Regions from separate parts of the Homo sapiens genome. Here region 2 is linked to region 1. A link is a loop called in an ENCODE intact Hi-C map of the cell type or tissue named here. Cell type or tissue: OCI-LY7. All regions are shown on one strand. Each heading gives the region's core, and the rest is flanking DNA. Links, peaks and the distances in the headings are about the cores only. Region 1 overlaps LINC00299 (long intergenic non-protein coding RNA 299). Region 2 has its middle 110 kb from the start of LINC00299.

Region 1 (16,675 bases), core at 5,833-13,832:
TCCTTCTGTTCTGAGATCTATCTTTATAAAGTCCACTTTTTTCCTTAGCCGTAATAGGTAGTTATTGAGAGCTTATTATGTGCGTTCCTAAGCACTTTATGTATCGTCTTTCATTTGTTTAAAAAACTCTTACTACTTTGATATCACGGACGAGAAAACTAAGGCTCAGAAAGGTTATGTAGCTCCCTCAAGCAAACAAGGCTGGTGCTTTAATGCTTGGGCCACATGGCCTGTTTAAGTATTTCAATCACGTTGTCCATTTCTGTAGCTTGTGAGCAAAAGGACCTTACAGGATTCATCCTTTCTCATGCCTCCTCTAGGGTGACCTCATGGCTCTAGGTCCCAGCATCTCTGTGCTGGCTTTTTTGACTAGGTCATGCAGCATTAGAGGTTCCCTCCTCTGAACTCCAATAGAACATGGTCCATATTTATTTCATAGCTTTTGTTTACTTTTTATGCCTTCTTCAGTGGTAAAGTCCCTGAGTTATTTATATCCATTGCCTGGAGCAAAGTAGGAGTTTAATGCATATTTATTGAAGGAAAGTGCTTTCTTCTTCCCTAGAGTGGATAAACAGGAGGGAAAGAGAAAGGAAAGAGAGCAAGCCGGTGATAACAGTAGACATCTACTGTGGGCCTCAGCTTCATCTGTGCCTTCAATACAGGGCAGGTGCATCGACCTCAGGGTGAGAATTATTTTATGTTCAATTCCAGTAAGACCAAATAACCTGGCCTGAATTATTGCATTAAAATAATTTAGGAACTATTAATATATGTTGGTGGTCTTACCAAGTCTCAGGAGATACTAGGAAAGAGGAAGTTGGAGTGAGGAGGGAGGTGGCCACTGCTGGAGGATCTGGCTGGGGCCTGAGAGTGGGAGGAGACCAGAGGAGGAAGTGGCTCTTTCTGACTAGAGTGCCCAAAGTCTCCACTGCTAAGTGGCATCGGGGTTCAAGTTCAATAGCAAAGGGGGTGCCACCTGTGAGACTAAGGCCTGGCCAGGGAGGAGCCATCCCTGTGCTGGGAAGGGAGAGGTTGGTGGGAGGGTGTCTGGAGCTTCCATACTGTATTTGTAACAGGAGTAAAATCAAACTTGGTCCAAGGGGACATTGCAGCGAGCCTGTCAGTCTCTACCCCTGGCATTGTTATCGAGGGGGGAAAGAATGGCTATTTTAAAGGCTGGCTGAAGTTTGTGCTCTTGGCTTTAACACTGTGGCTCTTGGTCACTGGGACCCTTTTAAAACGAAGGTTCCTAAACTCCCGCTAAAAAATCTGTAATCCAGTGGGATCTGCATTTTAGTAGGCACTCAAAGTGATTATGATGTGAGGGGTTCTTTGCAAACCATTTCCCAGAGCCCCCATGGTGAGGACACATTATTGGACAATCTGTGAAGGAGCCTTTTGGTTATTTGATCAGATCATGGTTCTGGGGGAGTCTAGTTTGGAGTGGTTGAGACCAAGAGGATGTAAGTGTTTTGCATAGAAGGAAAACAGGAACCTTCTTGGAGTAGACAGGTTGTTCTGCTATAAAGTAATTTGCATTTTCTTACGGGCAAATCCTAGAAATGGGGATTTCAGTTGAGAATTGTGGTGGGAGGTAGGATAAGAACTCTAGGGGAAAAAGCTTGCTGGCCGCTGCCAACAGTTTGGGACCACAGCCCTGGCGGGGCCAGCCAGGGTCCCCTCTGGAAGCTAAACTTCAGCAGCAAAGACATGGGGTTTTATTTCTGGTCTGTACAGCAATTCTCCTCTTTTATACCCAGCCCTTCACTAAAGGTCTGTTACACGTGACAGTACTGGATGAGGGAAGTCTGAGAGTTAAAGGCCTGGATCCCTGCTTACCTGTGGAGCCGAGTGGCAGGGAAGATAGACATAACTGAGATGGTGTGTTTGTTTCTTGAAGCTGCCATGACAAAACTCCACAAACTGGGTGGCTTGACACCACAGAAATTCATTATTTCAGAATTCTGGAAGCCAGGAGTCTAAAATCAAGGTGTTGGCAGGGGTTCACTCTCTCTGAAACCTGAAACCTTTCTGAAGTGGACCCAGTTACTTTCATTTTAGGGTGAAGGACTTTAGTACGATGGTCAAGACAAGAACCGTGGAGTCAGAATGCCTGCATGCAGATCTCATCACCATGGGTAAGTGGCAAGAGCTGGGCGAAAGGCTAATCTCTGGGGCTGTCCGTGTTCTCATGTGTGAAGGAGAATTCTCTGTTGTCTGTTCCAGCTTCTGGTGTTGCCGGCCATCCTTTGCACTCCCGTCTTGCGGCTGTGTTGCTCCAGTCTCTGCCTCTGTTGTTACATTGCATCTGCTGTGCATCTATGTCCACATTTCCCTCTTCTTATAAGGACAGAGGGCCCATCCTAATGACCTCATTTTAACCTGATTACATCTGCAAAGACCCTATTTCCAAATGAGGTCATGTTCACAGACGCCCGGGGTTAGGACTTGAACAGATCCATTTTGAGGGCACACACAATTCAACCTATAACAGAGGGCTAGATGTGAGACGGTGCCCCCTCCTACCCTTCACTCTGTCTCAAAATCTTTAGAAATATTTTGATGGAGACTAAATTCCTGGTAGAAATATCAGCAATCTCTGAAATGACAGTTTGGGTATTTTTTCCAGAATATTATAAGACAAGGTGACCCCAGATGAACTTGGGCCCACTCTGGTTACATACGTGTCATGAGTGCTTAGTGAACTGTGTGTCAAATGAATTACCTAACTTCATTTGTACCATGGCCAACTCTGTGTCATCATTGCAGGATTCAAGTCTGGCTTGTCTGGGGCCAAGCTGAGTTCTCCATGCAGAGAGGTACTTAATAAAGGCTTCCAATGTTTGTGCAATGAAATGAAAGATCTGCGGGGCTGTTAGGTTCTCAGACAAAAAGATTGCTATGCAAATTCAGAGCCTCATTATTTCACCAAAGGTTGAAAAACTAAAAACAGATCTGGTAGCATAGTCCCCTTGGTTGGCAGGAGCAGTGCTTTGGACCCGGGTCACATTCTGATGTCTCCTTGATCATAAACACCTGGTTCCCAAAGCGTCCGCAGTTTGTTTCATTTTTAAAGACCAGGATGGCAAATTTAAAATTCAAATTCTTTTGAACAGCGGAGAGAATGTAGCTATAAAAGTGTTTCAGACCACAGTGTTTTAAATGAAGGTTAATTTTCTGATAAAATAGGAAATGAAGGAAAAATTATCTCCCTGCACGCAAGCATGGTTTAGAATACTATAGCTCAATTAGATGTTCTGATTGTGCAAACAATCAGCCTCATGTCTTGTTAAACTTCTCTTTTTCAAATTATGAAGCTTTTCTATACTAAGATTAGCAGGAATATTAAGGGTAGAACAGATAAAAGATCCATCTGAGCCAGAAGAAAAATTATAACTTAAGAAGTCTCAAAACGAAATGAACTTCCAAAAATCCCATGGTGTGTCCAACATTATTAAAAAATTGTCCAGCATGAAAATTAACTCCTAGACTCAGAGGAAAGAAGTTATTATTCTTTGCTTTAAGATACTGAGTACATTTTACTCAATGGAATTTTGCTTTGCACATACAGAAATACGTTATACATCATGCATGTTAATCAGACCTATGCAAGATATTGTTTGCAAAGTAGTTTTGGGGATACAGGGTGTTTACTTCACAGGGGCTGGGTTCAGGGGAAAGGGAAGCAAAGACCATTAGAACGTCTTACGTTTTGCTGCAAAGCAATTTTGATACCATAAGTTTTTATAAGTATATGACTTCTGATTTATTCTCAAGCATTTATATTTAACTTTCACTGGGTTGTATCCAGAGCAAAGAGCCATACAGTCATTTTGTGCTGCGTGCGTCTTTTCTACTTTCAGGGCTTGTAGTAAGGTTACAGAATGTGCTGGCACTTCCCAGAGTTTGTCTATTAAGCGAATGAGCGATGCATCATCTTGGTGAGATATTTGGTCCATTTCGCGCCTCTCTCTTCTCATTCCCGCCCTCCACATTTGTTTCCCTGTAGCTGGGCCTCTCCTGTTCTGATGGCAGCCGTGCATCCTGGCCACATCTACCTAGGTGGCTTCTCCTGGAATTTCTTCTGGTTATCCTTCCAGCCTTTGTGTCAGCTCTGAGGCCACATCTTTCAGGAAGCTCTATCTGCCCACCAGGCTCCCCACTGCTGGGTGGCTCCTCCCTGCTTCCCTGAACGTTCTGGACCTTTGCACAGTTCTGACCTTGCTGCTTCCTGGCTGTCTCCAATCTGAACTCTAAGCTCGATGGGTGTAATGTGTGGGTTGGGCTTGCTCTGGTGTCTCTGGCAGGTGGCACCAGGCCTGATATGTAGTGGGTGCTTGACTGCTGTCTGTTGCTCTTAGAAAAAGTAATAATTGAGTATATTTGGGAGTTCCCAGAGGAGACACACAGAGACTCTCCTTTGAAGATGAGATACACTCTTATAAAACCTGAAAAATTTGACCCTAAAATCTCCCTAGAACTGAGAGGGCTATGCAGAGGTTGCCTGGGATGAAGGTTCATTACACTATGATTCCCAGGTTAGGATGAGGGTTGAGGGGATGAAGACATTTTAGGCAGATAAGTGGCCAGGAGTTTAGCAGATTTCATCACTTTATTTGGGCCAATGCAGTGAATTATTGAAAATAATAGTGGATGAGACTTTATGTCATCTCAGAAAAGGGAGCTAAGAAGCACTGTCCTGTGTACTTTACATCAATCCATCATTTTCTGAGGTGGATTCAGGTATTAGCATTTTATTTATTTACGTATTGAGTTTTGAGAGGAAGACTCACTCTGTTGCCCAGGCTGGAGTGCAGTGGTGTGATCTCAGCTCACTGCAACCTCCACCTCATGAGTTCAAGTGATTCTCCTGCCTCAGCCTCCGGAGTAGCTGGGACTACAGGTGTGTGCCACCATGTCTCGCTGATTTTTTTGTATTTTTCATTACAGATGGGGTTTTGCCATGTTGGCCAGGCTAGTCTCGAACTCCTAACTTCAGGTAATCTACCACGTTGGCCTTCCAAATTGCTGGGATTACAGGGGTGAGCCACTGCATCCGGCCAGGTACTTGCATTTTAGAGTGAAGGACTTTAGTATAATGGTCATGACAAGAACTTTGAAGTCAGACTGCCTACGTACAAATCTTTTCTCCATGTATAGAAGGTAAGGGCCAGGCACGGTGGCTCATGCCTATAATCCCAGCACTTTGGGAGCCCGAGGCAGGTGGATCATGAGGTCAGGCAATCGAGACCATCCTGGTTAACATGGTGAAACCACATCTCTACTAAAAATACAAAAAAATAGCTGGGCTATGCCTGTAGTCCCAGTTACTTGGGAGGCTGAGGCAGGAGGATCACTTGAACCTGGGAAGCGGAGGTCGGAGTGAGCCGAGATGGCGTCATTGCACTCCTGCCTGGGTGACAGAGCGAGACTCTGTCTCAGAAAAAAAAAAGAAGGTCAGATCTAGGAAAAGGGCTCATCTCTGGGTGCCTCAGTTGTCTCATGTGTAAAGTGGGATTTAAAAAGCACCATGAAGTTGTAGTATAGCTGAGATGGATGATATAAGCAAACATTTAGCATAGTGCTTAGCAAAGAATGCTCAGTAAATACCTTATTCCAAATTGAGAAACTGAGCTTCAGAGGACTTCAGCTCCTCATGTGATCATTACTCAGCTAAGGAGGAGAGACTGGGTTTTGAATGCAGATTGATCTGTCTTACAAAAGATTGGGGTTTTCCTACTCTACCGGATGGTTTCCCTGGAAACCCACTGCCAAGCCTTTGTTATGTGCACCGCGGTTTGACATTAGTATGTGTTCTGAGCCTTCTTTTGACGCCTGCATTTTGCTGCAATGAATTTAGGGATTTCCCCCAAGTCATTTTGCATAATCAAGGATGGCCTGGATGTTGTCTCATCAGAGCCACCTGAAGACCATGGACATTTTCTTGGAAACTGAAACTATAGAAACTATATGTTATTGCTTCTAACTTCTTAGTTTTCAAAAGACATTCTTGGACCCGGCTGCAAAGTCCTATAAATTAAATTGAAATCAGCCACATTTATGATAGGGTTGTTACAAAGCTGTAAGTGTTCTGAATTTATGACTCTGCTCACATTCAGCTGTTCACTGCTTCTGCTTCTAGGTCTTTCTATCCTGTGTGGGACAGAATTTATATTTGTGGGTAAGATCATTATAAATCTTTTATGTACCGCAAGTGCAATTTCAAATGTTTGCAAGCATGCAGAACTAGGTCCATGAGATATCTGCTATATTTCATGGATTACGGCTTTGTCTCAGTAGTGGGGGAAAAAATATCCCTCAAACCCAAACCCAAACATTGAACTTTGTAACTGGCCACTAACTCTCACTGAAGAGGAAATAATTGTTGGTGAAGCTAAACTTCGACTCTGTGGATGTTGCTTTAAAATTCTCTTCTTTTTCATGTTTTAAAAAATAAGTCCCATGAATGACCATCTTTCCAAATGTCCCTTCCAGCCTTCTAGCTGAGTTCAGTGAGAAAGGAACAATTTGTCTGCATCAGAATTTCATGTGTACTTTTGCAGCAATCAGCATTGAAAGTGAGGACACAACTGAGCAGCTGGCTGGCTCTTTCCTCATTATTTTTTGGAAAGTTGACCCTGAACTTTTGTGTCATCGAAGTCAAACTGCCAAAGAAAATGTAGATATCTGGGGAAGTCTTTAAAAAAAATTATTGTGAAAATGAAACGGTTTTTGTATCTTTTGCAAACGGACAGCTGGAGACCCGGTGCAGCCACACTGGGGACTCTGGTTTTCCTGTCTCTGTGAGCTTTAGGGCGGCAGGGTGAGGCATCATGGCTATTCTGACAAGAAACTGGGAATCAAACACACCACTTGAGTGATGCAACCAAATTAAAAGGGAAAAGAGAATATAATGAAGTATCATTAAAAGCAAATAATGAGATAGATTTTAATATGCACAAACATTTTTTGCTGACTTGGTGCTTTGGAGCACGAGGCTGTCGATTTTGCTGTGTTGTCAGTAGGAAATGATTCCCAAATTAATCCAGGCAACAGAATCATCTGGAGGAACTTTAAAAAAATACACATTTAGGGCCCCATCTCAGACCCACATCAGAATTGCCGTGGTCACAGCTCATGTCTCTGTTTTAAGGAGATCTGTAGACTGGTTTGGGAAACTGGAGCATAGTTTTATGGTCACACTTTCTCTGTATCTTTTTGAAAATATGTGCAGATTACTTTGGAGTTACCCTTTTATAGGGGAGAATTCTAGAGTAAGTTGTGCTTTAGGGATTCTCACCTCCCTTCTATACATAGAAAATTGAACCCCAGAAAGGTTTGCTACTTGGTCTAGGTTGCACAGCTGCTGGAGGCAGTCAGGATTTGAACCCAGGCCTTCAGTTGCCCCACCCAGGGATCTTTCAGTCCTGCTCTGTGATTTCTGTGATTTCTTAGTCCTGCTCTGAAGCAGCCCAGTGGACTATAGTGAATGCAGACAAGCCCTGCAGGTTATCGAAAATTTTTCAGTTTTCTAGGGAAACACAGTGCTACTCAACATCTGTCAGGCAGTGTGTGGACTACTAGTTGAGATGGTTCAGTCTCAACAGTGGGTCCTGCTGTATTCCTTTTAATAACATACCTTTGCAAAGCTGGATTTTTGGAAGTGGCTTAGATAAAAAGTCCCTATTGTGGAAAAATCAGTATGAAACTGGAAATGAGAGTAGCAATGTCCACTCTGAGTCCAGGGATTGAGAAGTTGTGTGGGGCCCTAAGGATATATACAGCTATTAGTAAATAACTATTTTAGAATGAAATAAAAATGGCCTCTTTTCTTTCAATTTGTGTCTTATTTTTCAAATGGCTTCTAGCTTCCTAGGACATACACGCTTATAACCGAAGAAGTACTTAATAAGGGGAACCATTAGAAATTTCTTTTGGCACAAGGGCACTGTGAACAAATTACAGAGATGCTAGGGCACTTTGAGCAAAGAAAGTTTGAGAACTGGGTCATGCTGCCTTCCACTGCACACACTGAATTTTTACTTGGGCATTCCAAAGCTTTGGCTTCATTGGTTTAAAAAAACTAACAAACAGATGACATCTTCTCTTCTCTTGGTATCATTGGCCTCACCATTTATTTCATGTCGCTTAATTGCAGGCAAATCTATTTATGAATGTTTCAGATGACAGTAGTTTTTGTGACAGCAGCAAAACTCCTGAAAATGAGTTTCTCCTGAAATGAGGCTGTATTCAGAGTTCTTGGAGGAGGAGCAGGTTGCTGAGAGCACGAATGAATAGAGGGCAGTTCATCTAGCCAAAATATCTGCCCTACTGCCTGTTGGTCTACCATTATAACCCCATTCCTATGCGTTCTGCTGATAGTAGGGTCTTCAAGAAACTCCACAGAAATGCAGAGGTTTCTTGGCAGCCAAATCTTGGTAAGCTTTAGTTGTTACTAAAGAGTCAGACTGGAGGAAGAGGATGCAGTTTACCTGATTCTGGAGGTAGAAAATTCCAGGAGGGTGTGGGGCTCAAGGGTTGTCCCCCTAAAGGTTTGCAGAAAAATCACTACCATGAGGCAGATTAACAGGAGAAAAAGCGTACACATTTATGTCACATGTATACACGGGAAACTTCAGAATGAAGCCCCAAGCCCAGATGAGGTACAGAAGCTTCCTGAGGTTGCAAAAAGAATGTGGACTCAGAGCATGGCCCCAAACAGGTTATGGTGGTAAATTAGGATTTAGTGGAAAGACAGATTGTGAGAAGGAAAAGGAAGACGCCTGGGTGGCAAAGGTGACCTTAGTATGTAGACAAAGCCTCTCAGGTAGTAGCCCTCAGAGAGAGTAGATGCTGCTTCTTTTCAGGCTTTTAAAGGTGACAGACTCTCAGTTTTTCTCCTAGATCCAGGAAAGACCTAGAAAGAGAAGGCCTGGCTACATCACTGGAGATTCTCTACAGATGCAAGTTTCCCCCACCTCAGTCTGCCTGCCCTGCAGCAGCCATTTCAAAGTATGGGATAAAATGGTTTGATTTCCTTCAAGGAAAACTCAAATGGAAAGATGGACAGCCTGCTTATGGAGCAGTTCTACCTATGAGTGGTTGGCTTTGTCATAGGGAAGTAGCCACATACAAGGGCCATAAAGCTGAAATAGCCACATGCAAGTGTTTGAAGGGGAAAAGCAATTGTCCTCATGGAGAGCTCTGATTCTGGAGCTAATTCAGATTTTGCCAAACGATTCGTTACACTTTTTAGTTATCTTGTTTAATAGATAAAAACAACTTTTTCCACTTACTGTTTTTACCTTTCTTGAAGCCTTTTTTTTTTTTTTTCCTGGTCTCATTTAGTTTTTGCCACAACCCTTGGGAAGTAGGAGGTCAGGGTTATCCTTCCTGATCTTAACAGACAGGGACCAGAGCGGGTAGATGACTTGAGCTGATTAAGGAGGAAAAGCAACAGGACCTTAGACTTGGTCCCTTAGTCCAGTGCTCTTTCCTCTGCCACCTCTTTATGGGTGTAAGAAAATGTTAAAGATGAGTGTGATTATGAACTTAAAAGATAAACAAACACTGATTCTGGGCTCTAACGAAGCTAGGGGCCATCGCCCAATGCTGCAGTCACAGTCAGGGCCCTTGGTTCAGCCCTCATGCTCCTCTAACGCCCGTTACCTTTTTTCCTGTTTTTTGTTTTGTTGTTTGTTTTGGGACAGGGTCTCACTCTCTCTCTCAGGTTGGAGTGCAGTGCACGATCTCTGCTCACTGCAACTTTCATCCTCCTTGCTCAAGCCATCTTCCCGCCTCAGCCTCCCGAGCAGATAGGACTATAGGCAAACATCACCAGGCCTGGCTAATTTTAAAATTTTTTGTAGAGATGACATCTCACTATATTGCCCAGGCTAGTCTCAAACTCCTGGGCTCAAGTAATCCACTCACCTCAGTCTCCGAAAGTGCTGGGATTACAGGCATGAGCCACTGCACCCTGCCCTTCCCCATTACTTTGACTATTGCTATTTATTTATCACCTATTGTGTACCAAGCATATTGCATCTTCCCTTTTAGGTTCCTTAAATATAATCTTAAAATGTGATCATTGGCACAGAATTCAGCTTTCTGAGTTACTACATTTCCCAAAACATGAGGTTGAAAGGGACTTTCTTCACAGAGGCAGGCAGTGTGTCTGTCTGTCTGTCAGAGCTATATGGGCTCTCCCAGCTCCACAAGGTCCTCCCCATTTATGTGCCCTACAGGTGTAAAATCAAAGGAGGGGCAAAATTGTTTTGTTGTAGGAGAGACGAGCACATGAAGGAAATGTCTGCACAACTGGAGTGCCGGGAGAACAATAAAGCCAATCCCATAGAGAGGAAGCACACAGGGTGTCTCCATGTCTCCAATGGAATAAATCATCTGCAAGGGCTGTGGTTAATGTTCGGTCTGAACGAGGACCACACAGCTGGGACACTCTGTACTTTTGATCTGGCCTTTCAAGCTTGGGTGATGCCAGGAAATTGCATTTAATGGACTGAATGAAAGCTGCCGTATAGAAAACGAGAAGAGATTATTATAAAAACAATAGAGACCATTTCACCGCCCTCACTGCCTCACACCTGTTTTTTGCGTGGGGTCCATGAATCTGGGCTTTGGCAGGGAGACTGGGACTCCGGGGCCACAAGGCCACAGCCTGGTCAGCTTGTGGTTAGAGACTTTCTCTGCACTGTACTGGCTGTGTCAGAGAAGCACGACGTATGTGCCTGCATTGTCTTCACTGGGCAAGTCATTTCAGTTGCAGGAAGCCATGCACCTGCACTTCTTTGCCTTGAAAATAACTAATCTGCGGAGAGTGATCAGTCAGCCTTGTCAGAGCTCAGTCGTTTGGCTTTATGCTCATGGCCGCACCTGACCCTTGGGCACTGTGGGTGTATAAATAGCCTCAGAAATGGTGCTGCTCTCAAGCCCTGTCTTGCAGGACTTTACCTGTAAAGGAAAGCTTTACCTTTTCATGACAGGACTTGAGAGCTTATTTCAATAAAAGAAGAGGGAGAGAAAACCATCCTACATCCCCTGAACATGGAAACATTTCAACCCTGATGACCACTGGTTCCCACAGTGGTCAGAGGGACCTGAGGAAGAGTTTCCTTCCTTCCTCTCAGTGTGGAGCTGACACCAGGGTGGAATTTCCATAGAACTTACAGCACTGGGGGCAGGTGCAAAAGCAGAAGGGTGTAGAAACAGCTGCTTTGACTGGAGAGAGGAGAAATGCTTGTTAGCTTCCTATTTCCATATGACTGTGTGTCATCAGGGCTGACATGTTTCCGGGACAGAAATTCCCTCTTGTGAGAGAAGTATTGACATGAAATAGTTCCCCAGGATTGGGGCGAGTGTGCTGATGATAATAACACAGAGGTGATTTGTTGACACCATATGCAGTGCGTTGGTGCCCAGCTGTGTTTGATCCTCAAGGAATTCTTTGACATAGAGAAAGCAAGTGTCAATGTCATGTCCCATTATTCAGAGGGCAACGCCGAGTCTTAGAGTATTACAAAGCAGGTCAAAGAAAGGTGGATTTGGAGTTGAAGGGCAACCAGTTGATAGCTGCACAGAGGCTAAGTTACATGACCAAGGTCCTTATCTGGTAGAGACAATTGACTTTTGGCATCTGTGAGTTCTGCACAGAGTACTACCTATGGGTATTTAAATCTTCAGATGAAGGTGTACTTGATTACTCGCTCAGCTTCATAATTTACCCTTCTTTAAAAATTCCTGGGCAAATAGCCACTACTATAAAAAGTCCCCCAGCCTACTCTGGATTACAATTTCTGATGAAGATCTTTTTCCCTTTCATGTGCTTGGCCAGATATGTTTGGGGTAAACGTTATGAAGGTATTTACTGATTGGGCCCTGCTATTTTAGGGCATACGGAAAGGGAATGAGCCTTTTTCCCTTCATCATATTCTACTGGCATATAGTATATAAAAATTGAAAAGCTACATTAAGAAGGCACCATTGGCTGGGCGCAGTGGCTCACGCCTGTAATCCTAGAATTTTGGGAGACCGAGGCGGGCGGATCATCAGAGGTCAGGAGTTCAAGACCAGCCTGATCAACATGGTGAAACCCTGTCTCTACTAAAAATACAAAAATTAGATGGGCATGGTGGCACATGCCTGTAGTCCCAGCTACTCGGGAGGCTGAGGCAGGAGAATCGCTTGAACCCGGGAGGTGAAGGTTGCAGTGAGCTGAGATTGCACCACTGCACTCCAGCCTGGGTGACAGAATGAGACTCCATCTCAAAAAAGAAAAGAAAAAGAAGAGGCACTATTGTAGGTACTGAAAAATGATTCAACAACACATCAGGCCTGGTCTTGGCCCTTGCTATAGAATTAATATGGAAACAGTTTGGGTGTGAAAAGTATCTTAGACTGATGGACTCTGTCATTTTCCCTTCTGGGCATCAGTTCCCATTTATGCATCTATGAAGGTAAGAGCAGCTGCCAACTCCCAGTGGTTTCACACTTTAAAAGTAGATAGGATGCCTATTTGTACAAAGGCCAGTTGGGTGTTCTTATTGCTCTCCAGACTTCCACATGGTCATTCAGTAATCGAGCTGGTAGATGAAGAAAGAATTGAAGAATCTGTTCACATTTCATTGGCTGCAATGAGTAACATGGCCATACTTAATTGCACATCAGGCTGGTGAATACATACTAGTTTTGGCCAGGAAGAAGGGGAAACAGATTCAATGAACAATTAGTCAGTTTCTACTACTTCACTTTTGAAAATGAGGGGTTGGAATAGACCTTTTAAGTACCCTTTTAGATCTGAATTCAACTACTGCAAGATTCTAAGATTTCTGCCCTTCATAGCCTAATGACTTTGTGTGAGCTGATCTGTATATGGCATCACAAAGATGAAGTATATTCTCAGCAATATAAAAAATGAACAGTACTAGAATGGTGAAACTGGACAAAAATGCTTCTATCAAAATTGTTTAGTGAGCCCATACACATCAATGATCAATAAAATATTTTAAAGGGATTAAAAAAACCCAGGCAGCCATAGTGAAATAATGGGGCCCAAACTTACTATTCTGCTCTAAACAAGTAGAAAATTGAATCAACTCTATGAAACAACTGTTGTCAGACCCTGGAGTATAGACTGCAGGTAACGGAAACAAATGAGGTGAACCAACAGCCATGGATTCCCGCCTGGAAGCACTTTCTCAACCTCAGTGTAGGGAGAGGATTCCAGGCAGAGAATGGTGGTGTTGCTGAGCTGAGAAGACAGAGACCAGGGCTCAAGGTGGTGGAGATGCTGGAACTGGTGGGACAGGGTACTAGAAGGAGCCATGCAGGGAAAGAGTGCCAGAGATCTGTGCTGGTTTTCTCTTGGTTCCCTTGCTGATCACTAAAGTGAACATGCAGAGGATGAAATTCCATGATGCCAGGCAAGAAGGACAGGGAAGATGTAAAGTCTGTGATTCCTAGAGCTGGCATAGGTCTGGGAGATGTTCAGATTCTATCTAGCCAAAGTCAGTAGGCCTCACTGAATGCTTGGGGCATTCAGAGATACCAAATGCGTCATGCCTCAGTAGTAGGTCATAGCTAGCCCTAGAATAAGTGCACTTGAAAAGAACGTGTATTTTTAGTTGTTGGGTGTAGTGTTCTATGCATGCTAATTACATCACATGTTTTTGTATTGTTCATATTTCCAGTGTCTCTACTGATATTTATGGCTGCTTGTTTCATCAGTTACTGGGGTGTGTTTCACGGTCTTTAACTGTGATTGTGAATTCATTTATTTTGCCTTTAGTTCTACCAATTCTTAAATTTATATATTTTGAGGTTATATTATTATGTGTGTTCACATTTAGGGTTGTTATGTCTTCTCGTTGGATTGATCCTGTTGTCATAATGAAATGTACCCTTTGGTATTTCTGTGATTAGAATAGCTTTTTTAAAATTAATGTTTACATGGTATATTTTTTTCCATTTGTTTATTTGAAACTTTCTGTTTTTTTATACTTACGTATGTTTCTTATAAGCAGCATATAGTTGGATTGTGCTTTTTGTAAATTCAGGCTGATGATCTTTGTCTTTCACTTATGGTATGTAGTGTTTTTATACTTGATAAAATTATTGATTATTTGACTTGAAATCTATTATCTTGTTAAATGGATTTCTGTGGCATTTGAGTCAAAACTATGTTTAGGTATATTTAGTAAAGCGTTTAGTTTACCCTAATCAATGTAGTAGAATCATCCTTTTAAAGAAGAATTATTCATTTTAATTTGTGAAACGGAATATGCTATTATTAGATGGCATTTTATCCCTGATGATTGACAGGTGATTATACTCTCACATAAATATATACCCCTTTGCATTGAAGCCTGTTGTTTGACTCTGTCCAATGCCTGCTCCTATCCCATGGAGTCTGCCAGTCTACTCTAGGCGGGGTGGGGTTCCTTCTCTTCTGTCTCTGCCCTCACATCTCTTCAATTATTGCATCTCATTACCTCTTGGCAGAGATCATGTCCTATCACTCATATCTCAGTCCCTGATACAGAGATGGTTCTTCACAATTTTTGCTGAATAAATGATTCATGCAGGGCAAGTTTTAGATTGACTCCAATGTCATGTGCTTTGACAGAAAGAGTATTAAAGATCTGCTAAGGTGAGGAGAGGCCTTAGAAGGTCTAAGACGATCCTGAATTTCTCATTCTTCAAAGGATTCTTAAGAAATTTGGGTTAAGCCAGGGATTGGACTGTTCTCTTTTGTTGACTCAAGTTCATAGATGAGGTCAAGAATCAAATCAGTCTCTTCTTTGGTAATGATAGACAATTAGTTTGGGAAAGACTTTTTTCATGAGTCTTACCCATCATTTATCAATTTTAAAGTCTATGAGTAGCTTTGAATACAAAACTGCATGTGAAAATCATTGTGTCTACTATTGAATAATTGACTAATCTGTCACTCACAGCTCCTGAATGAGGTTCCTGTCTAATTGCACCTGCCAGTTACTGATTGCACCTGCAATTAGGCAATTGTGGGGGCAGTTTTTGTGTTTCTGTTTAATTGCCTGGGCCAAAACGGAGAGTACCTTTTACAAATCTGGCCTATTATCTCATTGTGAGCCTTTGCAAATACAAGGTGACCCCAGGAAGAGATGGAGAAAATATATAGTTTTATTTGCTGCACACCAATTAATGTCAGTAATCTAGTGCCAACATTCCTATACTTTTCTGGTTTAGTAAGAAATTTACATATATTGGAATCCATCAATATCCCAGAATATAATTTATACTTCAATTTGCTACTATTTTATTATGACACACATATCAAAAGTAGTTCTAATTCCTAAAAAGTTTCTATATACATTATACTTGTTAAAGAACTTTTCAAGTGGTTACTGAGGTTCTGTTGTTCATGAGGAAGAACATAAGACCCCTTTTGTTGTTGCCTTTTTGGTCTTATTTACTGTCTGGCAGATGCAGAGATGTGCTGTTCAGATTCCCTTTAAAAAATGGACTTGCTGGCTAGGCACGGTGGCTCACACCTATAATCTCAGTACTTTGGAAGACCTAGATGGGAGGATTGCTTCAGCCCAGGAGTTTAGGACCAGAATGGGCAACACAGTGAGATAGCTAAATTTTAAAATTAGCTGGGCATGGTGGCTTACACTTGTAGTCCCAGCTACTTAGGAGGCTGAGGTGGGAGGATTACTTGAGCCCTGGAAGTTGAGGCTGCAGTGAGCTATGATTGCGCCATTATACTCTAGCCTGGTGACAGAGCAAGATCTCAAATTAAAAAAAAAGAAAGAAAGAAAGAAAAAGAAAGAAAGAGAAAGAAAAGGACCTGCTTCCTGAGGCGTAGAGTGTGGCTAACTCATAGTCTCCAGCTGCAGCTGCTTGGAGGTTTGCCTCAGCTTTGCTGAGTCATGCTGTTCTCAGGGCGGCCCTACCGGTTGCCCCTGCAAAGTTGTGGTAACAAGAAAGAACCGACTCTGCCCCACATGGGACTTCTCAAAGACAACCTTAGCCTTGGATCTCCCTGGCAGAGACTTTGTTTCATCATTTGTCGTTGCTCTCTGCCAGCTACCCTGCCCAATCCTGCGTCCTCCCTTTTCTTGCTTAATAGGTGTCGGTCTCTAACAAAGCGAATCGACTCTCAACCTCCATCTGGGCATCTGCTTCCTGGAGAATCCAATCTGCAACCACCATCAAGTAAAGATAAATTAGGAATAGCTCAGAGGATGTTTATTTTATTGAATTATTTCAGACCCAAGGCTTCTCTCCAAAAACTGTTTTCAAGGAAATCTATTTTTCTGTGAGATTATATAAGAACTGCCTCTTTTCTATTTCTTTGTTTTCATTCTTTTTTCTCACCACCAATATCAAGGGATACCATGTGTAAAATGATTTAAAGAATGCATGTTAGTTTAGAATCTAAATTTCAAAGGATTTAAGTTTCTACTTCAGTAATAATTATTACTATTTATAGGGATTAACTCTTCCACACATTTCTAAGTGAAATAAAAGTTAGCTCTAAAGAAGTACTACAAGTTGGAAGAGACATTTTACCTTTACGTTATCACATCATCAAAGCAATGTGGCTTTCATTTTATAAATCTTATTAAGTTTGCTTGCCTTTTCATATTAGCATTTATTACGATGCTGGATAATG
Region 2 (16,675 bases), core at 3,320-11,319, 200 kb before region 1:
TTATAATTTTTGAATGCTTTATTCCTTTGTCTTCTAATATTACATTCTACTGATAAATCTGAGGCCGAGTTACTTCTTATTCTTTATAGGTTTCTTTTTTCCTTCTAGAAGTATTTGCAGTTGTTATTTTAGCCTTGGGGTTCTGAAATGTTAACAGGACATATGTAGGTCTTTTTTAAACGCCCTTTAACTCATCCTTCCTGGCACTTTGTTATCTGCTTCTGGAGATAGATTAGGTGATATTGAACCTTCTGGGTTTAGCTTCTCTACATTTTCATTTTCCTTTCATATTTTCTTTCTCTCTGTCTTTTGCAGCTTGTGCTGTTGGTCTTTAGTAACTTGGTCTTTAGCTGTGTTCAAATTTTAATTAACCTGTATACTGAATGTTTAATATTCACAAATAGATTCTAAATTGCCAAGGTACTTTCTTGTTCTCTGCTTCCTCCTTTCCCCAAGCAGTGAGTTCTTTGGGGATGGCTATAACAGCATAGCCAGTCTCTCTGACCATGCCAGTTACATCTTTTTAAAGTTGTTTTCTGTCCAATAATTATTCCTCTTTTCACCAGGGTCAGTTGTCCTGTTTCTTTATCTAGACTTCTAACAATTTATTTACTTATTTTCTTCAAATACCTGATGGTTTTGGGTTGAATCTATGAATGAAGAACTATGTTGGTGAGCAAAGGGAGTTGATGTGGTTTCCTTTGCAAATGTGTGGGTCTCTAAAGCAGAACTGTCTCCCGCTGGCTGGAGGGCTGCCTGCAGGCTCCATGCACGTGGGCAGTTCTTGGGGACAGATGTGCTTCCCCAAAGGTGCTAGAGCAGAGAGCAGGCAGGTGTGGGACCTCCCACAATTGCCACTTTTCCCAAATTATCCCAATTCCTCAGAGTGTAAAAACATATCAAGTAAAATAAGGGTAATTTCTTTAGTTGTCTTGTAATGAAAATGCACGTATTAACTGAATTTTATCCTCTTTTATCATTGAGGGGAGAAGGCAGCAAAGCACCCCAATACGAAGAGATGAATGATAATCAAGGAATGAGTGAATTTGTCCAGTCGCGTAAACATTGACAGAGACAAAGCAGCATCACACTTCTTCATTCACGATTGCAAGTCCTGTGGGTCGTTAACTTTTTTGTTGTTATTGATGTTGATGGTGTGATAGGCTGGGCCATTCCCACAACAGCATTGCTTGTTTCGGACTCTTATTAGCTTGATCAATGCGATCGCCTCTTCCTACTGATCCTCCGTGCCAGCGTCTCCTCACTGTGTTCTGAGGCTCCTGTAATCTCTCCCCATGTCAACCACTGCCTCTGTGCTGACAATTCTCCATCTCTAACCTCGATTTCTAGGTGGCCTACCTGGTTGGGTGGTCCAGACTTCCACGCCTGAGAGCCCGAGCCCTTGGTCGTCACGTCCTCCTTTGGCTTTGGCTGCTGCTCTTGTCCATTCACCATCAAATATGGATGAAAGAGTCCAAGGCGACACCTTGATGGATCTCCTGAGTGCCGAATGGAGTCAGTAGCTTCATTGTGCAGTAGCTTCATCCTCCTGAGAATCCCCCTGCGATTCCCCAGGTTGGCAGTTCCTTTCCTTGCCTACTGGATGCTTGCTGCAAGGGGCCCAAAGTGCAGACATGGGCCCCTTTTGGGAGCACAGATTCCTGGAGTGGGAGTAATGGTGTGGTCACACCTGCATCCAGCCCATTGTTTCGGAATCCACGTGTTCTACCTGCTGGGGACACAGTACTATTTGATGATCATTGATTTTGCCGTGTGCCATCTTTGCAGTGGATCAGCTCCAAGCTGGTGTTTCAGCTACGTTTTTTTTTTTTTTTTTTAGATGGAGTCTCACTCTGTCACCCAGGCTGGAGTGCAGTGGCGCAATCTCAGCTCACTGCAACCTCTGCCTCCTGTGTTGAAGCAGTTCTCTTGCTTCAGCCTCCCAAGCAGCTGGGATTACAGGTATGCACCACCATGCCTGGCTTTTTTTTTTGTATTTTTTAGTGGAGATGGAGTTTCACCATGTATTTTGTATTTTTTAGTAGAGATGGAGTTTCACCATGTTGGCCAGGCTGGTCTTGAACTCCTGACCACGAGTGATCTGCCCACCTCCACCTCCCAAAGTGCTGGCATTACAGGTGTGAGCCACTGTGCCCAGCCTCAGCTACATCTTTCAAAGACAGTTCCATGGTTTTATCAGGCCAGCAGCTTTCTGGATGGTGGTAGGACCCAAAAGGATGGCCACGGATTTCATGATCCCATGCTGTGCCACCTCTGTTGCAAGGTCGGACACTTGGTCTGATGCAATGTTTTGTGGGATCATGTGCTGGCAAATCAAACATGCCATGGGCCCTTGGGCATTGGAGCTGGCTGAAGCCCTTGGGCAGGAAAGGTCAGGCTGTAAGTGAATGATGATTTGATTCTAGTCAACAAATTGCCTGTTGTGTCAGCACCATGGTGGCAGTGATAGGGGCTGGCAGCAGCTGGCCAGTTGCACACTTGGATGCTTAGTTCTTCCCAGTGGTGCTTGCGCTCTGGCGGGTGTGAACACGCTCTGCACCCATGCCCAGCACCCATGATGTGCTGCTCCCATGAGCTCGCTTCAATCTTCTGATCTTGCTTTCTTCTCCCAAGCAGCCTGCCAGGTGTCCCACATGAACGCAGCCTGTTCTGGTTCTCCTTCCTGATAAGAGTGGAAAAGAATGCATTCACCCGGTATGGGCTGCATTCCTGGGCCACAGGCCACCAAGCTCACCTGCACCAGGAAAGCTGCTCCCCACCAGTTACAAACAGCAACTGCCTGATCGAGTTGCAGATGTCCATTGTCATCCTCTAGGGTCTGTCGGGATTTTCTAGGGCCAGACGTGAATTAAATAGGGGTGTGCTGGGTGCAGCCCTCGCATCCTCTAGGTGTTTAATCTCTGGCATTTCCTCTGGGATGTGATATTATTTTTGATTTCCTGCATTGATGTGTGTGTCTGGGAGTGGGGGGCCTCCACTTGAACTTCCCCATGGTGGTAGTTCCTACCACCGACTCCTAGGAACTAATGTGGCAGTTTTACCAATTTCAAAAGTCAGTTTGAATTCTACATTTGGAGGCTGGGGAAAGGGCTCCTGGTTGGGTCTATGGACCCAGGGGAGTCACTGTGAGCTGGGTTTGGTTACCTCTTCCTTCAAAACCGGCCCCTGCACACCTCCACTCTAACAGAGGGTTCAGGACCAGGCCTAGGTCCCTAGGTACCAGTGTCGCCTCAGATCCTGTGCCCAGTGGTCCTCACATGGCATGTGTCTCTTTGTGGACGATCTGGGGGAGAATGTTTGTACAGACACTGCTGTGATGGGGGAGAATGTTTGTATAGACACTGCTGTGATGTTGGAGGGTCCTTCCTCCCGGGGCTCACCCTCTCCCTCAGTCAGTGGGTTCCAGGTCTGAAAATGAGCTCAGCTCCAGGGCTGAAATGTAGCTTTCTATTGGTCATTTTCCTGAAGCCTCTTGACTAGTTTCCCTTGAGAAAAGCTTTTGCTAAGGGTGTGTGGATTGAGAGGTGCCCTTTTCTCCTGCTATATATCTACCCTTTGCAGATGGGGTCAGGTGCTCCAGCTGCCACTCTGGGCTTGATGCCCTGTGTCACTGTGCCTACCTTGCTCCCTGCCAAATGACACACTAGCTTCTGTTGTTGTGGGATTCCATTGGCCTCCTTTGCATTCAAGAGTCCAATTCTGTAACAACAGCATAGCCGCCCCGCTTGTTTCCGCAGGCTCCCTCTCAGCAGTGCGTTCTTTATCTAGCTGGTAACTGGCATGTTCTCTGGTTGAAGGGCGTGGCTGGCTTTCCGAGCTGATGTGCTGGACCTGCTCTAGAGGGCATACTCCTCTGAGCCTTTCTGTCCCTTCCTTCATGGGCAGGAGGGCGGCCCAGGCATTTCTGCTTAACTTAGTATGGACCTTTGCTTCCTTCAGGCTCCTAGGAGCCCTCCTAGAGCACGTTAGCACTGCTTAGGGGCCTTGCCAGAGTTTACAACCCTGGATCATGGAAGGGCAGGCCCACACTGATAAACTCTCCCTATTCCAAGCTTAGGTTCTGACCGTCTTAGTCTTGTACCCTCAGAACCCAGCCCCACACATTCTCCTGGTTTCTGCCCATGCCTCTCCATGAGGTCTTGCAGCTTCTCTGGGGGCCTTTCTTCCTGTAGCAGGCACTTCCTGCACTTCCCCATCTATGTACTGCTGTGACCTGAACCTCATGATCAGCCCGGTTAGCGGGAGGGGAAGTGGGGGCAGAGGCCCAGGGGTGCATGCATCAGGGAGATGCCCACATTGTCTTGTGGGGCAGAGCTTCTGCAGCAGGGGTCCCCAGTCTTTCTGGCACCAGGAACTGGTTTTGTGGAAGACAGTTTTTCCATAGACTGGGGGTGGGGGGTGGTTTCAGGATGACTCAAGCACATTACCTTTATTGTACAATTTATTTCTATTATTATTACATTGTAATATATAATAAAATAATTATGCAACTCACCATCGTGTAGAATAAGTGGGAGCCCTGAGCTTGTTTTCCTGCAACTAGATGGTCCCATCTGGGGGTGATGGGAGACAGTGACAGATCATCAGGCATTAGATTCTCATAAGGAGCATGTGACCTAGATCCTTTGCCTGTGCGGCTCACAACAGAGTTCGTGCTCCTATGAGAACCTAATGCTGCTGCTGATCTGGCAGGAGGCGGAGCTCAGGTGGTGATGCTCACTTGCCCGCTGCTCACCTCCTGCTATGTGGCCTGGTTCCTAACAGGCCATGGATGGATACTGGTTCATGGTCCAGGGGTTGGGGACCCCTGCCTTGCAGCATTTTTCAAGTGGGGGGAGCACTAGCCTTTAACAAGGAGGAGAGAGACCCTTCTGCAAGGCCAGAGTGTTCTCACAGTTGTTGGGGGGATGTTGACCCGGATGTCCCCATCCCAAATATTAGAGTCCCACTCCTTTACAACCAGGTCCTCAGCTGGCATGGCAGACTTGTCAGGGCTGAAAGTTCAGCCATCTCTGGAGCTCTTCTGCCCTTGTAATTCAAGCCTAAGCCAGCTCTTCAGCTTTTCCTGCCATCTGGCTGAAGGAGATGTGAGCCTACCTACTTATATGCTGCCAGGAAGGTTTTCTGACTCACACGCTTCACCTGAGGTTGGTGATTAATAACTCTCAGGCTTTCATTGTCTTTCTCCAATAAATGATGCCACTTAGCAACGGCCATTCAATTCCATTATCCTTGTGATGACCACTTCCCCAGAACCTCTCCAGAGTCTTAGGCATTATACTCGTGGTGTCTGTCCAGTTCCCCACTGGTGGAAGCTCTCACAGTTGCACACCACAGCCTGATGGGAGCCTCTGGTATTCCACCTGCCATGGTGTTGGGCCTTATTGCCAGCTGTGCATGTTTGGGGGGTGAATGCTGTGCTCTCCAATGCCAAATTCTCTCTCGATGGCTATTTATAGATGCTCTGTAATGGATCAGGCACTCTGGGAATGTGATGGGGATGCCATCCTTCACTTCTCAGTTGAATGAACAGCACATGATGCACGTGCGTTCTCTCTGCATTGATATTAATCCATGTCTGTGCGTGTATACGGAGGTCAGGGCAGACACCTGTCAGTGCCGGAGATGGTAATCCCACTGGGAGTGACCAGGGCTCTGAGAAAGACCTAGGAGCCTTCACAGTCCAGAAGAGAGGAGAAACTTAGGCCGAAAATCGACTCATTTTAAAAGGCAGAAGTGGATAAAGACTTACTTCAATGAAGATAGAGAAAGACAAGATTTGAAGATCTGGTGAATCAATAGCCTTTTTGTTGCATAGAAATTTATATTTTTTCAAGATTTCTAGAAAACATACAATAAATCCTTTAATACTCACCATCAAGCTAATAAAGCTACACTATTCGGTATCACTTTGCCCTGGAAAAGACCTTGGAATAACTTCTTGAGGGGTTTACCATGACACCCCCAAACCTGTCTGTTCTACCATCCCATTCCACTTCATTTCTTCCTGCCTCCTTCCTTTCCTCCCTCCCTTATTTGCCTCTTGCCTCCCACCCTCCCTTCCTTATACATTCATTGAGGGCCCACCCCAGCCCAGGTGCGGCTCTGGTTTGGGGATCACAAAACTGCAATGGTCTGTTTGGTCCTTTCCCAGTGACCTCGTCAGTGAGAGGATGGCTTCTGAGAACTTGAGATTTCCAGGCCCCATTCGGCCATGTTCCTTCTCTGATGCATTTGGGTCTCTTTAGATGAGTTTCTCTGCTTCTATAATGGATGAAATAATACATTACATCAATTTCAGGAGCATTAGTTAGTATTTATAAAGTGTGTTGAACAAGCAAAGTATTCACCAAATGTGAATTTAGATTCGAACACGTTTTCTTGAGTTTCAGTGATTTCTAGCATGTTGCCTGGCAAGGCATCTTAGTTATGAAATGTTACCACCTGCATATATTTTGCATACATTTCCTCATATTAAAAAAATCTCATTATGGAAAACTCATAGTTTAGAGTTATCCTTTACACAGGAAATCACAGAGAAGCATGCAGGCCTGGCGGCTGTTTTTTAATGCAAAAGTCGATGCATATAGTAATTAATCTTTTGTTTACTGAAACTTTCACATTCAAAATGTTTAATTTTCACATCCAAACTCCCTGCTCTTTTGTGCATTGAATGGTGGTACTGTATTTCTAATTACTCAGCTTAAATGCAACTTCTGAATACTACTTTTCTCTTCACTTCCTCTTCTAACAAAGTGCTCATGAAAAGGCAAATTTTTATTTCCACTGGTTTTGACTTCCATTATGTGGGGTGGTCTCTGTTTAGTTCTCTGCTCTCTTTTCAACCTCTTCTCTATGTCTGGACAGCTACGGGGTGGAGACAGTCCACTCAAGATTTCTACCAGCAAGGATTCGCCTTTATAACCAATCCTTTCATGCCAGATTTCTAAAAAAATAATAATAAAAATAATTTACAAAAAGCCTCTCTTGGGAGCAGCTGTCAGGCCACACAACTTATAATTACAGGGGGAATATCTGAAGCTTTCGCTGCACTTCCACGTGGTTCCTGGGGATTTCTTCTTGGTCATGTTGCTTTAATTAAGTGTGGTCATCCCAGCAATCTTGCATTAACATTCTTGAGAAAGTAATGAAATAAACCAGGCATGGATGGGGTTGCCTGACTCAAGTGTTTGGCCCATAGAAGGAAGGGATGATAGTTTCTGCATCTTTAAATTGCTAGGGTTTTGCATATGTGTGGGGTTCTGTTGTGAACTGGAGAAACAAAAGAACGAGTGATTAAAAGAATGGATGAGTGGATAGAGGTGTGCAGTAGACATTGTTTGCATTAACTCCTCATCATAGCTGTACAGATGCAGGTGTTTGTGTTTCTTGACCACCCCGCCCAGCACTTCCTCCATTAGGTTAGAATTTTATTAAAATCTGGACCTTCCTTCCTCCCTTCCCTTCCTCCTTTCTTTTTTGCTATCTCCTTTTCTTCTTCCTCTTCTCCTCCTCCCTCTTCTTCCTTGGATCAGGTTTTCTGTGAGCCATCAGCTTTACAGCTCCATGAAGAACTCTCTTCTCTCATTAACTATGTTTTCCACCCTTACCTTTATATAATATCCCAAAGCAGGGCCAACATATCCAGGGGCTCAATGCCTCAGGCCTGCACACTTTCAGGGACCTATGAAATGTGTTAATGCTTGTGTTTTGAATCAGAAGATTAAAAAAAGGAAACAACAGATGCTGGAGAGGATGTGGAGAAATAAGAACGCTTTTACACTGTCGGTGGGAGTATAAATAAGTTCAACCATTGTGGAAGACAGTGTGGCGATTCCTCAAGGATCTAGAACCAGAAATGCCATTTGACTCAGCTATCCCATTACTGGGTATATACCCAAAGCATTATAAATCATTCTACTATAAAGACACATGCACACGTATGTTTATTGCAGCACTGTTCACAATAGCAAAGACTTGGAATCAGCCCAAATGCCCATCAATCATAGACTGGAGAAAGAAAATGTGGCACATACACCATGGAATACTATGCAGCTATAAAAAAGGATGAGTTCGTGTCCTTTGCAGGGACATGGATGAAGCTGGAAACCATCATTCTCAGCAAACTAACACAAGAACATAAAAGCAAACATCGCATGTTCTCACTTCTAAGTGGGAGTTGAACAGTGAGAACACGTGGACACAGGGAGGGGAACATCACACACTGGAGCCTGTTGGGGGGTTGGGGGTTAGGGGAGGGATAGCATTAGGAGAAATACCTAATATAGATGACAGGTTGATGGGTGCAGCAAACCACCATGGCACGTGTATACCTATGTAACAAACCTGCACGTTCTGCACAGGTATCCCAGAACTTAAAGTATAATAAAAAAAATTTTAAAAAGGAAACGTTAAAGAAAATATCTTACTATATAGTATTAACATATTTCTCTTTATACCAAGACATAGTAAACTAATTTTTAATATTATTTTACATAGGAAGGGACTCCTGGAGGCAAAGGTGCCTAGAGTCCACCAAAGCCATAATGAGACCATGTCCTGAGGCTTCATGTATTTTGATGCAGCCAGTGGGGCTCAACTGTGGCTGGACAGTAAAGTCACCTGGGGAGCTTTTGAATAAAGCCCAGGCTCACACCATTCTTTGGGATTCTGAATGAATATGTCTGGGGTGGGGCTGGGGCACTGGTTATTTAAAGCTCCTTAGGTTATTTGAATGTGTGGTCAGGACTAGAAACTAGTGCTCTAGATGCTTCTCTGACTCCATCTTGTGCACCAGTCACCTGGGAGCTTGCTGAAATGCAGTCCCTGATTCGTTGGCCTGGGGGAAATGGCCAAGACCCTGCACTTCTGACAAGCTTCTCGCTATGGTTAAGGCAAAGCTGCTGCTTCCTGGCCCACCCTTCTGCGGCAGGGGTCTGGAGTATGGGATCTGCACGCAGCGTGCAGGCTCTGGAGCCTGAAGGAACGTAGCAGCTGCTATTTATTGACCACCCACTATTTCCTAGTCACTAACTATGCTTTGCACACCGTTTCTCATGTCACAACCACCTCGTGAGGGAGGTAGCCTTGTCTCTATTTTACAGGTGAAATAATTGAGGTCCAGAGAAGTTAAGATGGGAGCCTAAGAATCCCCGTAAATGAAGTGGTGGTGCTGGGACTCAAATGAGGCCTGAGAAACTCCAAGTCCATGATCTTCCCCAGTACCAAGCCACCCCCAACAGCTGGAGTAGTCTTCCTTCCAGAGGGCAGTACTTACAGAGGCCTTCCTTACAGAGGGCAGTACTTACAGAGAGGCCTTCCTTCCAGAGGGCAGTACTTACAGAGGCCTTCCTTCCAGAGGGCAGTACTTACAGAGGCCTTCCTTCCAGAGGGCAGTACTGCACACCTGCACCTGAGAGGTCAGGGCATTCCTGCCCATGGCTCAAAAGAAAAAAGAAGCACAGCTTAAAAAGAGTGAAAACAGGCCAGGCACGGTGGCTCACGCCTGTAATCCCTGGCCTTTGGGAGGCCGAGGTGGGAGGATCACTTGAGCTCAGGAGTTTGAAACCAGCCTGGCCAACATGATGAAACCCCATCTCTACTAAAACTACAAAAAAATTTAGCTGGGAGTGGTGGCGCATGCCTGTGATCTCAGCTACTCTGGAAGCTGAGGCAGGAAAATTGCTTGAACCTGGGAAGTGGAGGCTGCAGTGAGCCCGTATCCCGCCACTGTACTCCAGCCTGGGCGACAGAGCAAGACTCTGTCAAAAAAAAAAAAAAAAAAAAAAAAGAAGTGAAAACATAAAAGTTAAAAGTGAAAGCAAAAGTGCATAGTTATATTACTTTTGATTTCTCCTAATTCCAGCCTCTCTTGCATCCAAATGTTCGATTAATCTCCCTTACATTGCTCTAATAGCATCTTTCCCCTGCGCAAGAGGAGTCTCTATGCTGATCACATCCTGGCTAAAGTCTGACCAGTGATCAAGGACCTGCACTATCTGGCTTTACCGCCATGTAAACTCACCCACATTCACTCACTCACTCAGTGAACATTTGTTAAGTATCTACCTTGATAGAAGACTCCTCCATGTTGGAACTCTTGTGTTGTTGAAGGAGCCAGTGATGTTTGGATGAGCAATAAAGACACATAACTTATGTATTATCGTATATTCATTCCACGTGAAACTTAATTTTCTTGTCATCATTTTAGCAACATAACAAATTATATTGTTATACTTAAGATTTCCACAGAATTTGGGTTCTGGTAACAGTAAAGATCTAAAGGATTAAAATATCAAATACAATTGTATTCAAGATATACAAAATTTGAATACATTTTCATTAAAATATAAATTTAAAAATATTTTAATTCAAGACATTAAAGTTATTTCTTTTCCATGTATGTTTTCAAAAAGTTATTTTTCTTTCAAATTGTTTAACATAATTTGCTCAAAAGTATACGTTATAATTAATACATTTCAACGATTAACATCAAATTATAATAATACAGGTGAAGTTTTTAGTTACTTTTGAAAAATAAATACCTTATTACAGTTTTAATAGCAACTCCTTGCAATTCTAGTGTTCAATAGTCCTTTGGTTGCCCATGTAAAAGATTAGTGTCATGTTATATGCATATGATGTCTATATCCACCTATCTATGAATGTGACAGTAGTATGAATCATTTAATGTTGCAGAATGTTCCTCAGTCACCATCTGCTGCAGACACCATACCGATTTGTGTATATCTCTGGAACCATGAACTGGAACATGAGTAGAAGCAAGGACAGGACAGTTGGCACCTCTAGGGATCTACGGTAGAGCTGCCCTCTGAGAGGGAGGATTGGAGAGAGGCATCCCTCTGTCTTTCCTCTCATCTAATTGTTTCCACTGTTCATCTTTTGCAGTGCTCCTAAGTGGCATCTGTATCCAGCCTTCAGACTTTCATGGCCATTGGGTACAGTCTTCTTTTGTTTCAAGGACACAAGTCTAATTGTGTGAAGAAGCCTCCCCGGGCCTGAATGGCATTAGTCATGAGAGCAGAGGATTGAGGATGACCTATTAAATTTCCTTTAAAAAATTACTCTTAAATTACCCAAATTGGGTGGCTTAAAGCAACAGGTATTTCTTTGCTCTCAGTTCTGGAAGGCCACAGTCTGAAATCACTTTCACTGGGCTGAAGTCAAGGTGTTGGCAGGGCCACACTCTCTCAAGATGCTCCAGGGGAACTCTGTTCCTTGACTCTTGCAGCTTCCGGAGGCTGCATTCCTTGGCTCCTAGCCACACCACTCCAATCTTTCCTCCATGGTTGCATTGCTTCCTCCCCTCCCCTGTGTGTCAAATCTTGCTCTGCCTCTCTCATAAGGATACTTGTGATGATGGCATTTCAGGCCCACCCTGATAATCTAGGATAATGACCCCATCTTAAAATCCTTACCTTAATTGCATTTGCAAAGTCCCATCTAAGGTAACATTTACAGGTTCTGGGAATTGGGATGTACATATTTTTTAGGGGGGGCATTATTCAGCCAACCACAGATGAACCACACTGTGTCAGTGCTGAGTACCAATCATGAATGACAAGGCATTTCCATGTATGTTCTTTATATGTAAATTTGTTTGCACTTGTGACATGTTGTTCCCTAATGCATGGGCCTAGGCAGGGGCTCCTCTTCTTCTCTTGCGTGTCTCGTGGGCAGTACTGGCTAAATGGGTCACTTTATGGTGAGTGCGTAAAACAATGGCACACGGTAGGAGCTGAATGAGTGCTAGCTCTGACAACTGTGACTGTGTAATGTGGTCTGGGCCCAGCTGTTGATGGACGGTCTCAGGCAGAGGGCCTTGCCAGGTATCTCTCCTTTAGCTGCTTTCAGCCCCATCTTGGGACCACAGGTTACGTGGCTCTGCTTTCTTAAATACCTCGGGGTCTTTGGGAACTGGGAAACTACCAAAGCTTTTCCACCTCTTATGGGAGACTCCTAGGCCCACGCCCAGAAGCCCCAGAAGGCTGTCCTGGGCCCAACTGCCTGGACATGCATCTCCCCTAGGGCTCTGGGCTCCTACTGCTCACTGGGACCCCCTGGAGGCAAACCCAGGTCCTCCTGATGCTCAGATCTTCTGGAAACACCTCCAGCGTCTGCTTCCAGTTGTCTGGACCCTCTGGCTTCCCCTCTGGTTCTCTTCTTTCTTGCCCTGTCTGAGAATCTTTGTCTAGTCCCAAGCTACTTTTATGTCTGCTCTCTGAAACTATTATCTCTTCTATAAAGTCCAAAAGTGTATTTTCATTTTTAAAAGTCCAGTAATTAGCTCTTTTCTTTCCTTCTGCATTACTAAGGCAGTGCTCCCTCTAAGGCCAGGGCTGCGTCCATGTCTGGCTACTCAAAACAAGTCAGGGCCATGAGAAATTTGGAGAAAGCCCCATTGGTCAAACTGGGGGATTGATGGAGAGAAACTGTGCCCTTCCGTCATCACAGTCATGGGCTTGACTTCTGTGTCCCACTGCGGCCTGGCCTTTTCCCACGTACTGGATCTCACCTTCTCCCACTAAGCTTCCATGCCACTCCACTCAGCCCAGCCAAGCTGCTTATAGTAGTTTGAGTGGGGTCTTCTGTTACCTCTGCTTGGAAGGCCCATCTTCCAACCACTTGCTTTCTACCCCCAAAGAACTAGCTTTAGCTTCTTTGCTTCTGCAAAATAATTGATCTTACTTCCCTTTGAACCACCCCTGTATATGTCAGAACCAAGCAGAAAATGTAAGAAAAAATATCTATGTTACAAAAGAAACAAAAGTATAACAAATTTGGAGCAAATATAACAAAATGATATAACATCTTCATGGGGAAAATGATAAAAGCCCACCTGGAAGGACAAGAATGGAGGGAGACATACGGCATTGGTGGATTGAAAGACTTATTTTTGTAAAGCTGTTGGTCTTTCCAAATAACCTGTAATTCACATGCAATTTAAATCCAAGTCATTGTAATTCCTTTATTCGTACGTCCAAATGAAATTATAAAAAATGTGTATAGTAGAATAAAGGCAAGAATAGCCAAGACGATTATAAAGGAAAAGGATAAGAGAGATTTTTCTCTATCAGACATCAAGACATGTTATAAAGCAATAGGAATGGAAGCAGGATGAGCCAGCACAGGGGTGGCCAGGCAGGTGGAGGAAGAGCACACAAGAGACACATGTGGGAGTTTGTGATGTGAAAGGGAAGCTTGGGAGATGAGTGCAGTGGCATGGACTATTAATAAATAATGTTGCTATCACTGTCTTTGCTTATGGACAAAATAGATCACCATTAACTCAGACCACATACAAAACAGACATCCCAGGAGGACTCAGTGTCTAAATTTGAAAAATAAAAAATGTAAAATTACAGAAGAAGATACAGAGGGAACTTTCAGAAACGAGACGCGATTAGCCAATATCAATATTTAAACTCTCTCCATGATCAACGACTCTATAAAAATGTTAATTTTTAACCAATATCAAAAGTTTAGGACTTAACGTATGTAAAGAACTACAAGTGAAAAAGAAAAAATGCAGTGGAAAATGGGTAAAGGATATGAAGTCATCTCATGGATGAGAAACACACAGCTGCTAGTAAACATACACATAAATGTTCACTTTTACTTGTATATCTAAATTGCATATGAAATCAAGATACCAAAACTTAAAGTCATGAGGGAAGTTGGCAAACATTTAAAGTATGATTGTGTCAAGTTTTTGCACAAATACGGGCATTACACGTTGTTGGAGGAGGTTTAAATTTGCAGAGCTACTTGGGAGAGCAATTTGACAATATCTGGTAAAACTAAAAACATGCAGGCCCAGCTACTCTGCAATATCATTTCTAGGCATACAGTTTAGAAGAACATTCCAACAAATGCATACAAACTCATGGACAAAGATGTTAATTGTAGCCTTGTTTCTAATAGCAAAATATTTGAAATAGCCTACATGTCCTTTAATAGAGAACTGGATAGATGACGTGTGGTATTTTCATAAGATGGAATACTGCACAGTATTAAAAGGACAGAAATAGATCTGTATACGTCAACATGAATAGATACTCAGAACTATAGTGATAAGTGAAAAAACAAGTTGAATAGAACTTTGAGTGTGATATTCATGCAAATTAAGCACACACAAAACAATGCATACATAGATGGATTCATATATATGCATGTGAACATAAAAAGGTTAGGAGGGAGGTTGTTTCAGAAAAGAAGGTGAGGCAGATAAGCTCGATAGTCCTGGAACTGGTTGAAAAGTCACTTCTGCTTTTTTTTTTTTTTGAGACGGAGTCTCACTCTGTCACCCAGGCTGGAGTGCAGTGGCGCGATCTCGGCTGACTGCAAGCTCCGCCTTGCAGGTTCACACCATTCTCCCGCCTCAGCCTCCCGAGTAGCTGGGACTACAGGCACCCACCACCATGCCCGGCTAATTTTTTGAACTTTTCGTAGAGACGGGGTTTCATCGTGTTAGCCAGGATGGTCTCGATCTCCTGACCTCGTGATCTGCCTGCCTCGGCCTCCCAAAGTGCTGGGATTACAGGCATGAGCCACCATGCCTGGCACACTTCTGCTTTATGTGTGATTAGTTCTCTACCCTTATCTGTTTTTCTCCCTCCTTCCTTCTTTCCTTACTTCCCTTCTCTCTCTTTCTTCTTCTTCCTCCTCCTACTTTAATAGATACTATATCCATATTACTTCTGTAATTCAAAATGTGTATACATAAAAAGATTTGATGCAAATTAGAGAAAATGTTAATAAGGTCATCCCTTGGTATCCATGGAGGATTAGTTCCAGGATCCCACAAGATACCAAAATCCTCAGATGCTCAAGTCCCCGATATAAAACTCTGTAGTATTTGCATATAACCTACACATGTCCTCCCCTCTACTTTAAATAATCTCTAAATTACTTATAATACCAAATACAATCTAAATGCTGTGTAACTAGTTCTTATACTGTATTGTTTAGGGAATAATGACGGGAAAAAAGTGTACATATTTAGTGCAGATGCAACCATCGTAGTTCTAACTACATTTTTGATCTTGGGTTAATTAAATCTGTGAAGATTTGGGAACCCGTGGGTAGGGAGGGCCAATTGTAATTGTTAATTCTGGATGTTGAGAATATGAGTGTCTGTTCTATTACTCCTTGTACTTTTTAGTATTTTAAACTTTCCTAAAAATAAGTAATATATACTCGTAAAAATTCAGAAAGTTAAAAATATACATAAAGGATCCCTTGAGAAAATGGGACAGTATCTTGGAATTTCGTTGACCTGGAGTCCCCATTCCTGAGTTTCCATTCTGCTCACTGCTGTCCTCTAAATTAGTGTGGACAGCTGCCCTGAAGTGAGGTACAATTGTTCCTCTCGGTGACTCTGTGCCATCCAAAGTGCATGGCTCACTATCATCTGCCATAAGCTGCTCTGCCCAAGGGCGACCACAGCCCCTGAGAATTAATCCATCCTGCCTCCAACAGATGTCACACGCCCAGATGTCCATGTGATTCAACCGGTTTCTGTCAAATCCCTACCACATGCCAGGCACCCAGCTGGAAACAGCAGTCCAAAGATAAGTGAGACTTGGTCCCTGCCCTCAATAAGCTCACTGTCTGGGGTAGCATTTCTTGGACTGGAGTAATGTAGCAACTCCTTTGAAAAGGGGGAAAAAAAAACCAGTCCCCTGGTGTTGTTTTAAATATGTTCTATTTGTGCAAAAACACAACTAGGAGTCAACCTCTGTGTGTAGTCCTATACGTCTACAAAACTAGAGAGTTTTTCTAATGAAGTATGCACCAAACCCAAACCCACTGCCGCTGGAGTTTACGATGATGCTTTGTTGACCCGGCTGTGTCCTGGTGCTGGTGGCCAGGCCAGGCCCGGTGAAACCAGCCTCGTAATCTGCCCTGTCTCTGGAGACTCACTTCTCCCACCAGAGTCCTCCATGTGAACTTCTGTGAAGCTTTCATTCACACTGTGCTTTGCGAGGCCATCTGACCTTTTGCTTGGCTCAACTTCACTCTTTGTGTATCAAGTCGCCTCTATTCTTTTCTCCTAGCCTGCATCCATTAAAGCAGAATTCCACGGTGCCAACACCCCCATAAGCACAGACGCAAACACAGGCACTAAGACGGAGGTTTGTGAGGAAGTGAACTAGGCGGTGCAAGATAGGCATAGAGCAGCGTTTCCTCTAAGATGCTTATCACGAGGAAAATAGTCAACTTTTAACTTTCCAAGGAAGAGCTGCAGATTTGAGAATACTTCCTGGGATCTGAGTTTGAGAAACACCAATCTAGTGACTCTATCTCACATTCTCTGAGTCGATTCCCGTTTCCAACACTCTGCTTCCTTGTCCATGTGCTTGCTATGTGACACGTCTCAGAGGGTTTCGAGAACTGCAGCCCAGACCTGGGTTCTGAGCACCCATCTCGAGTCACCTGTGCTGTGCCTTGGCCTGCGTTCTTCCCTTCATGTGAGTGCTTCTATCCACGTGGGGCTACTGAAATTGCCTCATTCTTCAGGAGGACCATCTCAGATTTGACTTCTTCCATGGAGTCCTCCTAACTGTCCTCGTTCTTCTTTATCCTGGTAATGGCCTCGAATGGCTTCTTGGGGCCCGTCCATCTCAGTCAC

The links. Peaks named below come from ENCODE experiments on the same cell type or tissue, not always from the same donor. Only the 100,000 strongest peaks of a DNase experiment are listed, where the experiment ranks them.
Region 2: a loop joins it to region 1, with 2.8 times the contacts of the local background. A loop is called at or near these places in 2 of 110 quality-filtered maps.

Annotation. Positions count from the first base shown.
Region 1 is chr2:8,229,028-8,245,702 of GRCh38, reverse strand. The region is part of intron 7 of LINC00299 (long intergenic non-protein coding RNA 299); the gene reads left to right. Among named protein-coding and RNA genes, the nearest start is that of LINC00299, 91 kb to the left of the region's middle. RefSeq lists an enhancer at 15,655-15,834. In OCI-LY7, for the core only: no CTCF peak of the experiment used is centred there; DNase peaks (open chromatin) are centred at 10,822, 11,232, 11,582 and 13,602; H3K4me3 peaks cover 2,892 bases; H3K27ac peaks cover 5,270 bases.
Region 2 is chr2:8,426,254-8,442,928 of GRCh38, reverse strand. No RefSeq gene overlaps it. Among named protein-coding and RNA genes, the nearest start is that of LINC00299, 110 kb to the right of the region's middle. RefSeq lists an enhancer at 2,029-2,528. In OCI-LY7, for the core only: no CTCF peak of the experiment used is centred there; DNase peaks (open chromatin) are centred at 4,218, 6,768, 7,398 and 9,958; H3K4me3 peaks cover 2,480 bases; H3K27ac peaks cover 2,208 bases.